Linked DNA regions of Homo sapiens: region 1 is linked to region 2. A link is a contact called in ENCODE Hi-C data. All regions are on one chromosome and are shown on one strand. The core of a region is the stretch at or near the end of the contact, and the rest is flanking DNA. Distances in the headings are between cores, read along the strand shown.

The links. Hi-C counts contacts between places; a loop is a spot of excess contacts on that map. Pooled maps may share reads with other maps.
Region 1: a map of PC-3 shows a loop between it and region 2 (4-fold over the local background). The contact joins two enhancer-like sites. A Hi-C loop is called at or near these places in 3 of 168 maps with a recorded cell type or tissue (Calu3, PC-3 and aorta) and 1 of 50 pooled maps.

What each region holds. Positions count from the first base shown.
Region 1 is chr7:81,635,939-81,641,724 of GRCh38, forward strand. The region is part of intron 1 of LOC100128317 (a long non-coding RNA gene); the gene reads right to left. Among named protein-coding and RNA genes, the nearest start is that of HGF, 130 kb to the right of the region's middle. Within about 2 kb of position 2,358, at least 3 of the 41 ENCODE cell types and tissues checked have a DNase peak (open chromatin) inside an H3K27ac peak, as active enhancers do; they include PC-3, where a contact is called at or near this core.
Region 2 is chr7:81,497,973-81,504,636 of GRCh38, forward strand. No RefSeq gene overlaps it. Among named protein-coding and RNA genes, the nearest start is that of HGF, 270 kb to the right of the region's middle. Within about 2 kb of position 2,044, at least 9 of the 41 ENCODE cell types and tissues checked have a DNase peak (open chromatin) inside an H3K27ac peak, as active enhancers do; they include PC-3, where a contact is called at or near this core.

The sequences.
Region 1 (5,786 bases), core at 1,108-3,607, 140 kb after region 2:
TAGTCTTTAATCATTACAGAAATTGAATAGGCGGTTAATCCTCCCCTCACTCCCCAGCAAAGAAAACTGCAATTTATACATACTGACACAGAAGTGAAAGTAATGTTTTCCAACTTAGTTTAAGAATGTAGCTTTAATACCAAAACCTGACAAGGACAACACAAGTTCCAAGCCATTCCTCTCGTGAATATAACTTTTTAAAATTATAAGTGAAATATTAGCAATTCACTGATGGTATGTGGGGGCTGAGAGGAGGTATAAAACTACAACTAAGCTGGGTTTATCCCAGGAATATAAGGTTTGTTTAATATTTAAAGATCCTTCAATATAATTCACTGTATTAAAAGAACATAACAGAAAACTCATATTTTAGGTATTCAAAAAGAATCTGGTAATATCTTTTTCATGACATAAAAGTCTTTGTAAACTAGAAATATAAAGGAACTTCCTACAAATGATCTGTAGAAAATGTAAGATTAATGGTGAAATAGTGGAAACTTATTCTTTAAAGTTAGGAAGGAGACAATGCTATCTGATATCATTGCTTCTTATTTGAACATTACTAGATACTTTTCCTAGTCAGTTAAAAAAAAAAGAGAGGTGGTCAAGTGACCATTGTTTCTCTATAGTGTCAAAGCTTTTCTGCAGTATCACAGAAAAATATCCACAATTATCTGAAAATGACATTAAAACAAACTTTCCTTCCAACTACATAAGATTAAACTTCCTTAAAGTATTCAACCAAACAAATGTAGCAACAGATTGAATTAAGGAGCTGATGTAAATATTTCAAATTTCTTCTATTACTTCTATTAAAGAGATTTGCAAAAATGTTAACAATGCCATTCGGCTATTTTTGTTTTGGAAAATATTGTTATTTTCCATAAAATATTTATGAAATATTTATGATAACATATGATTTCATTATTATATTAAATAAACATTTTTAAATAGTTTCTATTTAATTTCTAATACCTTCAATATAAATGAATATAGATATTCATTTAGTAATAATTTGTTGCTTTATACACTTATGATGTGTATATATTTATATGTGTATATTTTATTTCAATATAGTGTGGTAAAATATAAAAATATTCAATGTGGAAATTATGATTTTATGTCACAGAAGAGGATATTCTAGCTTTTCCCATTAAAATATCTTACTTTTAGATTATACTAAAAATTTTTGATTACCATTTTCGAAAATGAATAGGGCCTTTACCTCTAAGACTAGAAACTGGATTTCTTCTTCATTATTCCTCTTTTCTATATTTAATCAGAGGTAGGGATTTAAAAGTATTGCTAAAGTTCTCATAATTTTTAATGAGGTAATTATTTGGCTACCCTTTAAGCATTCTGTTATCTTCATAAGAGAGTAATAAACCAATTTTTTAAAAATCCAATTTCAGAGTGGTTGGACAAATGGATCTCACTTGAGATGATTACCAGCAGGGGAGATATTATTTCAATACAATCAAAGACTACCAATGGAACACATGGAAATATACCCTGCAATTCTTTTAGGTCCTAGTCCTAAGATGTCAAGCAAAATGAGCCAAAGTCTTGAAGAAAAAGAAAAGATGGATTGTGCATGGAGAACACATATTTATTTCCTACCATAAACTAGGAACTGTCCATATGTATATTAATATTGTCAATAACATTATGAAATAGGTGGGGATTTTTCCTGCTGCTGTTAAACAGCAGAGAGTCTGTCACATAACTATTAATGATCCAGCCAGAGAGCAAATAAAAATCTGCCTATTGCTAAGGCTGGTGGCCTTCTAGTTTATCATAAATGCATCATGGTCACAAGAAGTGTTTTAAAGATGGCAAATCCCTAATCATGACACAGTTATTATTCTGCTGTCACTGGAATTATAAACTTAGAAAAGTAGTAACCAGGTTGACACGCCACCTGAAAAAAAATTCAATGTCAGTCAACACTGAGGATCCTTGGTGCCCTCAAAATGATCCATAGACTAAAATATATGAGAACTAGTATTCTAGAAGATATTTCCTTAGCCAAATTCTTGTCTTCTTTCATATAATCACATTTCAGTAAATTTATCCTTCAGATGATCTAATTCTCTCTGGATATATGTGACTTTTCACTTGGGTCTGCAGATTTGGACAAACTTATAAGGGTCATATAATATATTTCCTTTTTAGTTTGTAGCAACTTGGTCAGATTAAATATCTAGAGGTAGAAAATAAAACTAGAAAGGCTTTTTTTTTACTTTTTAAAAAATTTTTTATACTTCGAACATTTTCTCTCATGATTCAGTATTAACTTTCACTTAACAGCAATCTCAAAAGTATGCCTCTTAGTCAGTTCCCTAGGGAAAATGGTAAACCAATAAAAACAGAGACAGTATAATCATTTTTGGCACGAGAGCATAACTTATTTGAACAGATCAGGAAGCATCAATAAAATATAGTGACGCACAAGATAAATGGAAATGTGATATACTGTAGAGTTATAGACTAACAAGTGTCTCTTCTCCTAATATACATGTCAATCTAGCAAGGCGATGGTCTAAAGCTCTCTGATGTCTATCAGGTCACGGGGTCATCCTGGGAAAACATGGTGCAGATTATGTAGAAATCTGTAAATAGAACAGTGCAAATAAAGAGAGGGATTTATATCTTCATGTGTTTCAAGAGATAATGTTTCAATTGGAAAATTATAGTATTTGGGCCTTGTGGGGAATGTCACAGTTTCCGGATTTAAAAAATACCTTTGTTGAAACAGCCATTTATGAAATACCCAAATCCTTGATTTAAAAACAAAAAATAGAAAAACAGAAAGAAGAAAGGAGAGAAAACCCCAGATTTTGTACTGCATTTTTCAGAACATAAAGTAAGAGAAAAATTAACTACACCTTCTGAGATAATATCTGTGTGAAATGTTAAGCCTCAAACCAATTGATTTCTAGCAAAAGGATTAATAGTTGATATGTTAAATTTTCTCTCTATTTCAAATGCTTAAATGTGAAAACATTCATTAATCTTATCTTTGGCAAGTAGATGAATTAAATATATAGATTGATAAATAATGTTTGGCAGGCTCCAATTTTATTTGATTACCATATCATTACCCACAAGACAAATTATATGCTACCATTAAAATATCTGTAATCAAAAAACTTAATAAGTATAAAGTTTATTACATTTATCAGACTTTTTTAAGAAGAAAATCTAAGCCTGAAAACTTTTTAATTATGCATCTTTCCTGAGGCAATATATTATATATATGGTTTTTCAGTTCAAAATGTAAACCCACATCAAGGAACTCTTACTGACTTCACTTCTGAACCAGGCATTTCTCGGCACTAGGAAAGAAAGATAAACAGGATACCATGCCTGCCAGAAGAAAACTTACAGTGTCATAGGAAAATGAGGAAGCAAAAGTAATTTAAATTTACTATGGTAATTTAGGTGAGAGAGATTTGCACTGAAGAAATGTAGTTAATTAAGTTTTTAAATAATTAGAAAGCTCTTCCTTGCGGAAGTAATACAACAGCTGAGTCTAAATGTATTATACTGACTCATCGAATTAGAAATGAAGTCCCTTCCAGGGAAAGAAAACAGCATGAACAAAAGCAGAGAAGTGTGAAATAGCATAGTGCGTGCACTAATGTGTGTGTGTGTGTGTGTGAGAGAGAGAGAGAGAGAGAGAGAGAGAGAGAGAGAGACAGTCCAAGTATGAGGGAAGAGGAAGGGAATAACAGATGATGCAGCTGAAATAGCAGATCATGATGATCTTACGTGATTTTTGTTAATGGATGATACAATCAGACTTATGTTTTAGACTCACTCATTTGTGTGTATTGCAAAATTTTGAGAGGTACAAGCTGATGCATGAATCACATGGGACTCTGCAGTTACTCAGGGATAGGTAATAAGAATCCAAGATAAAGCAATATATATACAAATGGAACAAAATGGGACCTTTTTTTTTCATCATATGCAAGTGATGAAAAGTGTAAGACTTGATACTTAATTAGATGTAACTAGTAAGAGCGAGGGGTAGCCTGGTTAGCTCCCCAATCCCTATCTTAGGTGTTATATAGATGGAGGTATCACTAAATGAGATGGAAAATACAGGAAGAATACTAAGACTTGTGATTTAAAGGAGGAGAGAACAGTGAATAATGATGTGAGCGTGGGTTACATGTGAGACATCCAAGTGATATGCACTGGGTAATTTTATATATTTTTTCTAAAGGTCAAAATAGAGATAAGGTCAAGAAATAAATATCTGGCATAAAAATAAGCCCAGGATTGTTAGCTACAATTTAGAATATAATTAAGATGGTCTAAGAAAAAAAGAAAACTTTTTCTTAAAAAGCTAGTATTTGAAAGGGAGTTCTAGAATGACAACACTGCAATGGAGAATGGGAAAAAATATACATATATATATAAAGCAACCAAGAGAAAGGGTTTCAGAAAACTAAAAATACAGAGTTCAGCCATTGATTTTACATCATGAAAGTTATTGGCTCATGTTCCTTTACCAGGATAGAGTGACTGGGCTTGAAAACAGTTAACAGTTGGTTAAAAAATTGGTAAGAGGTGAAGAACCTTGAAGAATGACTACTGGTCCTCTCTCAAAAGAACTATTCTAAAAAGGGAGGGAGGCAGAGAAAAGAGGAATCCCCTACACCTCCACTGTAGAGGAGGGGAAGAGAGAGAGAATTAGAATTACTTAGAATTTAAGAATAAAAAGAAGTTATTTAGAATAGGATTTAAGAATAGAAAGAAGTTATTTAGATTAGGAGAAACTGTCAATGAAGCTGATAAAGAAGAGAACGGATAAGCAATGGTTTAAGCTCCCTGAGAAGAAAGGACATGGAACCAAGAGCTTGAACACAGAAACTGGCCTCCGTGGGGAAGGCCCCTCAAATTCTGAGAAGAAAAGAAAATATTACAGTAGAGTAACATAGATAACTTGGGCTGTGGGATGGGATTGAATTTGAGTCATATGTGACTGTGCATCTCAATTTTTTAAAGGAAAACAGGAGAGGAGATTAAAGAGAATAGATTTGATTTGGGAGCTTAAAGAAACCAGTGAAAACTATGACAAAGTATGACTGTAGGAAAGAGTTTTCCTTTACCCTCTTAGGCTCTATGGCTGGGCAAGAGAAATAAACTGACAAAAGACAAAATAACAGGAAAGAAGTGTAGACATTTATTTAATGTCTTTACTTGCATATGAAGGGCTGTATATATAAAAAATGAAGAGCCCAAAAGTAGATATGCCTGAGACAGCTTATATACCATTTTAACAAAGAGTGATAAGTTGTGGAGACATGAGAAAACAAATTAAAAGAGAGAGAGATTTAGCTAGGAGCAGTAAATTGGAGGAAAATGACTGGGAAATATATAAGGAAAACTAATTGAAGATAAGGGTTATTTTACTAGATTTGTTTGTACAGATTCATCTTAGCACCAACTCCCCAGCTCCAGTGATAAAACAAATATTCTCTCCTTGGTACAAGGACTTCTTTTTCAGAAACTCATGCCCTACTTTTCGGTAAAAAGGGAGAAGTAAGAAACCCTTTCCTGCATCTATCTTTTCTCAATTGCCTTCAGCTCAAAATAATAAATATACCAAAATGGCATATTTTGGGGTAACATATTCTGATTCCCTTCAGAGCTAAAAGTAAAAAAGGTAAAGAAACATAGAGGCTATAGTGGAAGTGAACTTTTCTATTCTACATTTTTAATTAGAACTTTCAATCCCAATGTCAAATTCAGCATAATTTCAGCACATCTCC
Region 2 (6,664 bases), core at 794-3,293:
TTTCATGCTAATACAACTATTATCTTTAGGTTTTATTACTTTACCTTGCAGAATCTATACTCCATATTCCGGGATAAAAGCCAGACTTTTGTTGGTGAGGAAATATAGTAGTGTTCATATAATCCTGTTTCCATTTTTATGCCTCTCAAAAAAAAAATCACCCTTAAATATAAACTAAATTATATTTTATGTATTTCCTTTATATTTTCTTCCATTCATTCTTCTACTGCCAGTTTCAGTGGCGTGTTCTCTGTGAAACATTCCCTGCCCAATCTCTCTGAGCCAGAGTTAAGTATGCCATAGAAAGATATTTAAATTTCAATTACCCTGTCTTTTTACTCTCTCTTCTAATCTATTGTAACCATTCATTCTCCTGAACCCTTTCTAGTCAAGGCTGTGCTCCTGGAGGGTGAGTACTTCTTGTTAGCATTTCTGTATTCTGCTCACCTGGCACAATCTTATCCCTGAAAGCTCAGGAGACATTTCCTGAATTAATTCACTCCTTCTATAATTACTATTGAAATTTTTTCATCTTACCTTTTTGAGACTTCTGTCTATCCTTTGACAGGAAAATATAGGCAGAGGACTTGATCTTATTTAAATATGTACCAACTAAATTTCATCTCTTCCTTTTCTATGGGAATATTAAAAATCTCATTTCTTTCTTTTTTTTTTTCAGACGAATGGTTTTAGCTTGAATCATTTGATTGATCACTTAGCAAAAGAACATTAGCTTTAGAACCAGAAGATCTTGGTTAAAATCATTTATCTAAATCAAAAACACTGATGCTGTTACCTATCTCTCACCATTGTTGTGATTATCAGCACGGATAACATCAGTAAAGCACTTCTTAAAGTAATAGCTGCTCAATGACATTTTCTCCAATCTCTTCTTTCTACTTTCATCCTGCTCTTTTTAAGGCATCGTTGATGGACTTTATGAGCCATGAACAAATTCAAATAGAAACAGCAATTAAAATCTTACTCTTTGAAGAGGCACCATGCAATAGTATAGAGGCACATCACAAAAAGAGCTCCTGTTAATAATGCAGGAATCCAGTTATCAGGGATCCAATAATATGAAATCTTTATTAATACAGAAGTAGTAATCTGAGAAATATAATAAATATGAAGTATTAATAGCAGTACAATGGACAAAACTATAAAGACGTATATGCTGTGTAGAATATCTTGCATATTTCACTCTATTTCTTCTCTTTGAATAATTAAAAACAAATACAGCAAATTACAAGACAAAATAACTAACATCTCTTAATGTCACAAAAAACAAACATCATTGTTTTTTAGAAACAAATGTCTGTTTATAATATTTCTTCTGGCCAGAATTCTTTCTCCTGTCTTGCCTTGTTGGTGAACATTTGTTCATTATAATGGTTATCCTCTACCATTGCTCTTGCAAGAAGCCTGACTTTGGGGTAGAAATTACCATACCCACGCCCTCTTTTCTTATATTTCTACTGTAACATCTAGAATACCTTGCCACATTTACTTCTTTTGTGATTCTTCCTACTAGGAAATAAACTCCTATTAAACAGAACCATTCCTTGCTCATCTTTGTGGATTCTCTGTAGTTCTTGGCACAGAAGACAATAATTAGTGTTGGCTCAACGACAGATAGAATGAATCAGCAAGTTTTTAATAGGGCAAAGCATTATTTCAAAAATGGGTCAGACCATTGTAGCCCTTTCCTGCTTCCTATCATAAAAGCACAAAAAGTTTTTTACCCAAGTAATTTTCCATTACTATCTAATGTGTGACCATTTAAGAAGCTAGCAATACAAAGTTCAACACAGATTTTAATGTAAAGTCCATGACCAAGCAACATTACCTTCCCAGCAGATGGCAGCATAAGATAGGATAAGTTTTGTGAACACTCAAGTACTAGGTGTCTTTTCTTTCCTTCCTTCTTTCTGTCTTTCTTTTTTTGTGTGTGTGTGAGGATGAAGTCTTGTTCTGTCACCCAGGCTGGAGTGTAGTGGCAGGATCTCAGCTCACTGCAACTTTCGCCTCTTGGGTTCAAGCGGTTCTCCTGCCTCAGCCTCCTGAGTAGCTGGGATTACAGGCATGCACCACCACACCCTGCTAATTTTTTATATTTTTGGTGGAGATGGGGTTTCACCATGTCGGCCAGGCTGGTATAGAACTCCAGACCTCAAGTGATCCACCTGCCTCGGCCTCCCAAAGTGCTGGGATTACAGGTGTGAGCCACTGCACCCGGCCAGGTGCCTTTTTTTTTTTTTTTTCAGCTGGAGTCTTGCTCTGTCACCCAAGCTGGAGTGCAGTGGTGCGATCTCGGCTCACTGCACACTCCACCTCCCAGGTTCAAGCAATTCTTCTGCCTCAGCCTCCTGAGTAGCTGGGATTACAGGCATACGCTACCATGCCTGGCTAATTTTTGTATTTTTAGCAGAGATGGGGTTTCACCATGCTGGCCAGGCTGATCTCCAACTCCCGACCTCAGGTGATCTGCCCGCCTCAGCCTCCCAAAAGTGTGTCATTTCTTATGCCAACATAATTCATGAGGCTGATTTCACAGAAATAATAAAAGTAGAAAACAGACCTCTGCAAAGAAGGATCAGTCAACAATGGTAGTAACAGAAAAAACACTACTTATACAATTGAGTGAGAGGACTCCTGATTACTTTGTCGAATTTTGATAGTTGCAGAGATCAGCTACTATAGGACTGAACATTCTGTTTTATACAACAACAAGGGCATGTCTGGACAAAGAAAGATCGAGAAAGGCTCCAGTAGTGTCAGGTGAAGTATTGTGGCCTTGTTTTCTTAAATAAATACTACGCTGTATTTCCAGATCATAGACTAAAAGAATGACAGACAACTTGATCACCACACTTAATCACCTAGCTCTATTTACAGCTCGTTAAGAAATAATACCTGCACTAAGCACAGGTATGGGGAAGAATGTCACGACTAATATAAGTAAAGATACCACAGCCCACACCTGTTTAACTTGCTTTCTCATTCGTTCTTCCGTCCTTCCTTATGTCCCTCCCGACTTCCTTCCTTTTTTTCCTTCTTCCCTTCCTTTCTCTTTCTTTTAATAAATATTCGTTGAGCAGTTACTACATTTCAAGAATTGCCATATGAAGGAAATAAAGAGCCTGACAAAGGTGTTTGTGAGAAAACGTTTGAAAACATACTCTTAGAACATGTTTCTTTCTTCATTGGGCACATTTGGTGACAGCACGGCAGATTAAAACCAAAAAGAGTAGGGGTAGCATTTATTTAAAAGCAACTATTTGTCATGATTGGTGCTGAGCCTTTTAGCTATATTTTTTAGCTATATTATTAACACAGCCTTTTAGCTATATTACGTGCCCATTCTAAAAGAGATGTTTTCAATACCACCAATTTATGAAGGAGGAGCTGAAGCTCTGTATGTTAACAAAAGTTCCATAGCCACTAAGTGGCAGAATTGGTATTCAGATAAAAATTCATGTATCTCCACTAAGTGGCAGAATTGGTATCCAGATAAAAATTCATGTATCTCCAAGACCACGTTCTTTTCAGTGGACTAGGCAACATCCCCCAAAATGAGGATATATGAGAGTTTTGAGAAAACAATCCAATTCCTCTATCAAGGTGTGTAGGCATCATTTTGTAAATCACCATTATATTCATATAAAAGTAACTACAAATTTTCATCCATGAGAATTTAACTGTGTAGAGCAAGTTCGAGGCATTTGAAAATTGCTTAAAGGTTAGTTGAAGGAATCATCCTAACTTCCTGCACTTCACTTGCCTGACAAAAAAGGGTAGATTTCCTGATTTCTGTTTTCTCTGTCTTTTATTTACCTCTCTCTCATATACACACAACTAAAGCTTTTATCTTAATTAATTCACATTTTTTTCATATTTCAAAATCTAAGATAAGTAGGAATATTACATTTTTCACTAGTAATGTAAAAGCAAAATCTTTGTATAGGGATTAAATAGAATATTAATGGTTTATATTTATATAACATTTATTACAAGAGCTTTCATATCTCTTGTTTCATTTAATCCTCACAAAATTCTTTGTACAATACATATAGCTATTCTAATCTAATAGCTTTAGTAATCCATGTACACAGAGTAAATCCATTTACACAGAGTAAATACTGAAGTGTACATTATGTGCAAGCTGGACCCTTTCAGCATATCCTTTTTCAATTGGTGAGTCAAAACATTTTTAAAGAACCAAATTTGAGGATTAGCATTTGATCCTCTCAGCACTTCCATAGCTTATTCCATTATGCCTTTATGTTTTCATCGTTTGTAAACTCTTTGGAGGCCCCAGTAGGTAGTAACCACGAGGGTAAAGGCAAATGCCTGGCCTTATCTCTGGCAATTGCCTGCTGCCTGAACCTGCTACCTCCAGTCTTCTCTTCTGCATTCTATCTTTCACTCGTCTGGTTTAGTTTCAATTATTCATTTACACTTCCTAGGAATCTAACATGGCTTTGTATTGACTACAAAACAAAGTCTAAAACCCATACCATTGACTCTAGGCCTTCGTCAATCTACCAAGTATCTCCCTTTTTGGCCTTGCCTCTGGCCAGTGCTCCTCACATGCTCCAGACATGCTTGGTTTCTTTCCCTTCAAGAAAAGACTATGCACTCCTATATCCATGCTCCTCAATTTCTACCATGTTGAAATGTCTTTGCTTCTCATTCTATCCATCAAAGACCTACATAAAATACAAATATCTCTTCTGGGAGTTTCTCAATATTCTTCAAGTCAGAATTTGCCATGTTATCTGTCCTACATTTATTTACACTTCCTTTACAGCACTTGTCCAAATGACTTGTAATTTGATTAATTGGAAATCAATCTCTATACTTATTATGGCTTCTAAGTCTTTGCATAATATGATCCCTGTCAATCTCTTCACCTCGTTTTATTATCTTTTTTCCAACTCACTTGCCTTACAAGTGAGGAGACTCTTCAAGCCTTGACCATTTCTCTGTCTCTTTGCCGGTCTTTCTGGTTCTACCACTCACTAAGTCTGTGACCTTGATAAAGTTATTTAAACTTCTGGTGTCTTCATTTTCCCCTTTGTAACATGGACAAAAACGGCTGACACTAAATATGATTTAATCAAATGATTTTTTAATGTGGAAATTTTACATATAAATAGATTTATAAAGATCATTTCCATGACTAGGAAGTTTTTTGTCAGATATTAATTAAATTAAAATACTAAAATTTGATACGATTATTGCATCGTAAAATTTCTGAAAGTTATTTTAGATTACGTATATAGAATTATGCAAAGTGTACCTTTTTATATTTACTTTTAAAATGTAACTTAAAACTTTTTTTCCCACAGCTTACAGTTTTGCCTAAGCAGAAAATATGAAGATACTTATACTTGGACAATTGAGCCGTTACTCCTCCCTGTCAGGAACATGAGGAGTGATGAAATAAATGGCTAAGGATTGACAGGACGCTGGTTTTTGTATGTCATCAGACATTTATCTCACCATTAGGTAAATCACGAGTGAAAACAAAAGAATTTCCCATCTGTCATGTGGTCATGCACTAAGCTTCTTACAGCTGTGCACAGTTAATTTGGTTTGATTCATAACCTTAATTACTTAACTTGTTATATTTTACAGAAAAGACAATAATAATAATCTTCCCTGTCATGAAATCTTTCGTCAGTGGGCATTATAGTCTCAGCAGATGTGCAAGGCTATGACCTAGAAGAGTAAAATTTATACTATTTCTACTGGCTTCCAAATTATTTCATTTAATTCTCACTGGAAGAAGATTATTTAAAGGGTTGCAATTAAGAAATTTTCTTTCAAGTATGTCTAATGGATACTTCTCATGATCTGTTTCAAATAGTGGTAAAAATTCTAATTTAAGAAGAAATGCTGGTCTTGCCCATTTGCTAAGAAAATTACTATAAAATTTAATAAATATTAAAACATACTTTTTAAAATATCAGTATAAATAATAAATAAATATAAAATAAATAAAATAATAAAATAAAATATAACATTTTTTTCCTTAAGGAGAACTGTGAATGAGAACTGGAGGTTTGGTAGCTATATCAGCAATCACTTACACTTGATGTTTTCAAACAGTCTTTCTGTGTTTATAATCAATTAATAAACATTTATAAAATAAAATAACAATTAATAAACATTAATATAATGCCACTAGCTATTAATCACATTCTATATTCTGGTCACGGCACCAGGAGAGGCTTCTAAAATAGCTTTTAATAATTTCTATTGAAAATTGGAAACTGAGGTTCAATGGTGGTGAATAACTCAACCCAGTTTTACAGGATCATCTAGTGAAAGCTGGAATTCAAACCAAGACCTGTCTTATTCCTAAGGCCACACTCTTTCTGTTGCACTACTTGGACCTTAAGATTGCTTACTATAAATGTAAAAACTGTTTTGATGCAATCTATGTGAAATTGTTGTTTGCATTTCTTTAATTTCAAAATTTCATTTGAAAACTTTACTTCCCTTTGATTAGAAGGCCTGGTCATATTATAAATGATTGAATATGATTAAAATTTAAAAATTAATATTGTCAAAATTGTTTTCTGAGCCTTGTTACTATAAAAAAGTTAACTGCTTTTTTCTTTTACTATAATATTACTCCTTGAGCTTCTTATTC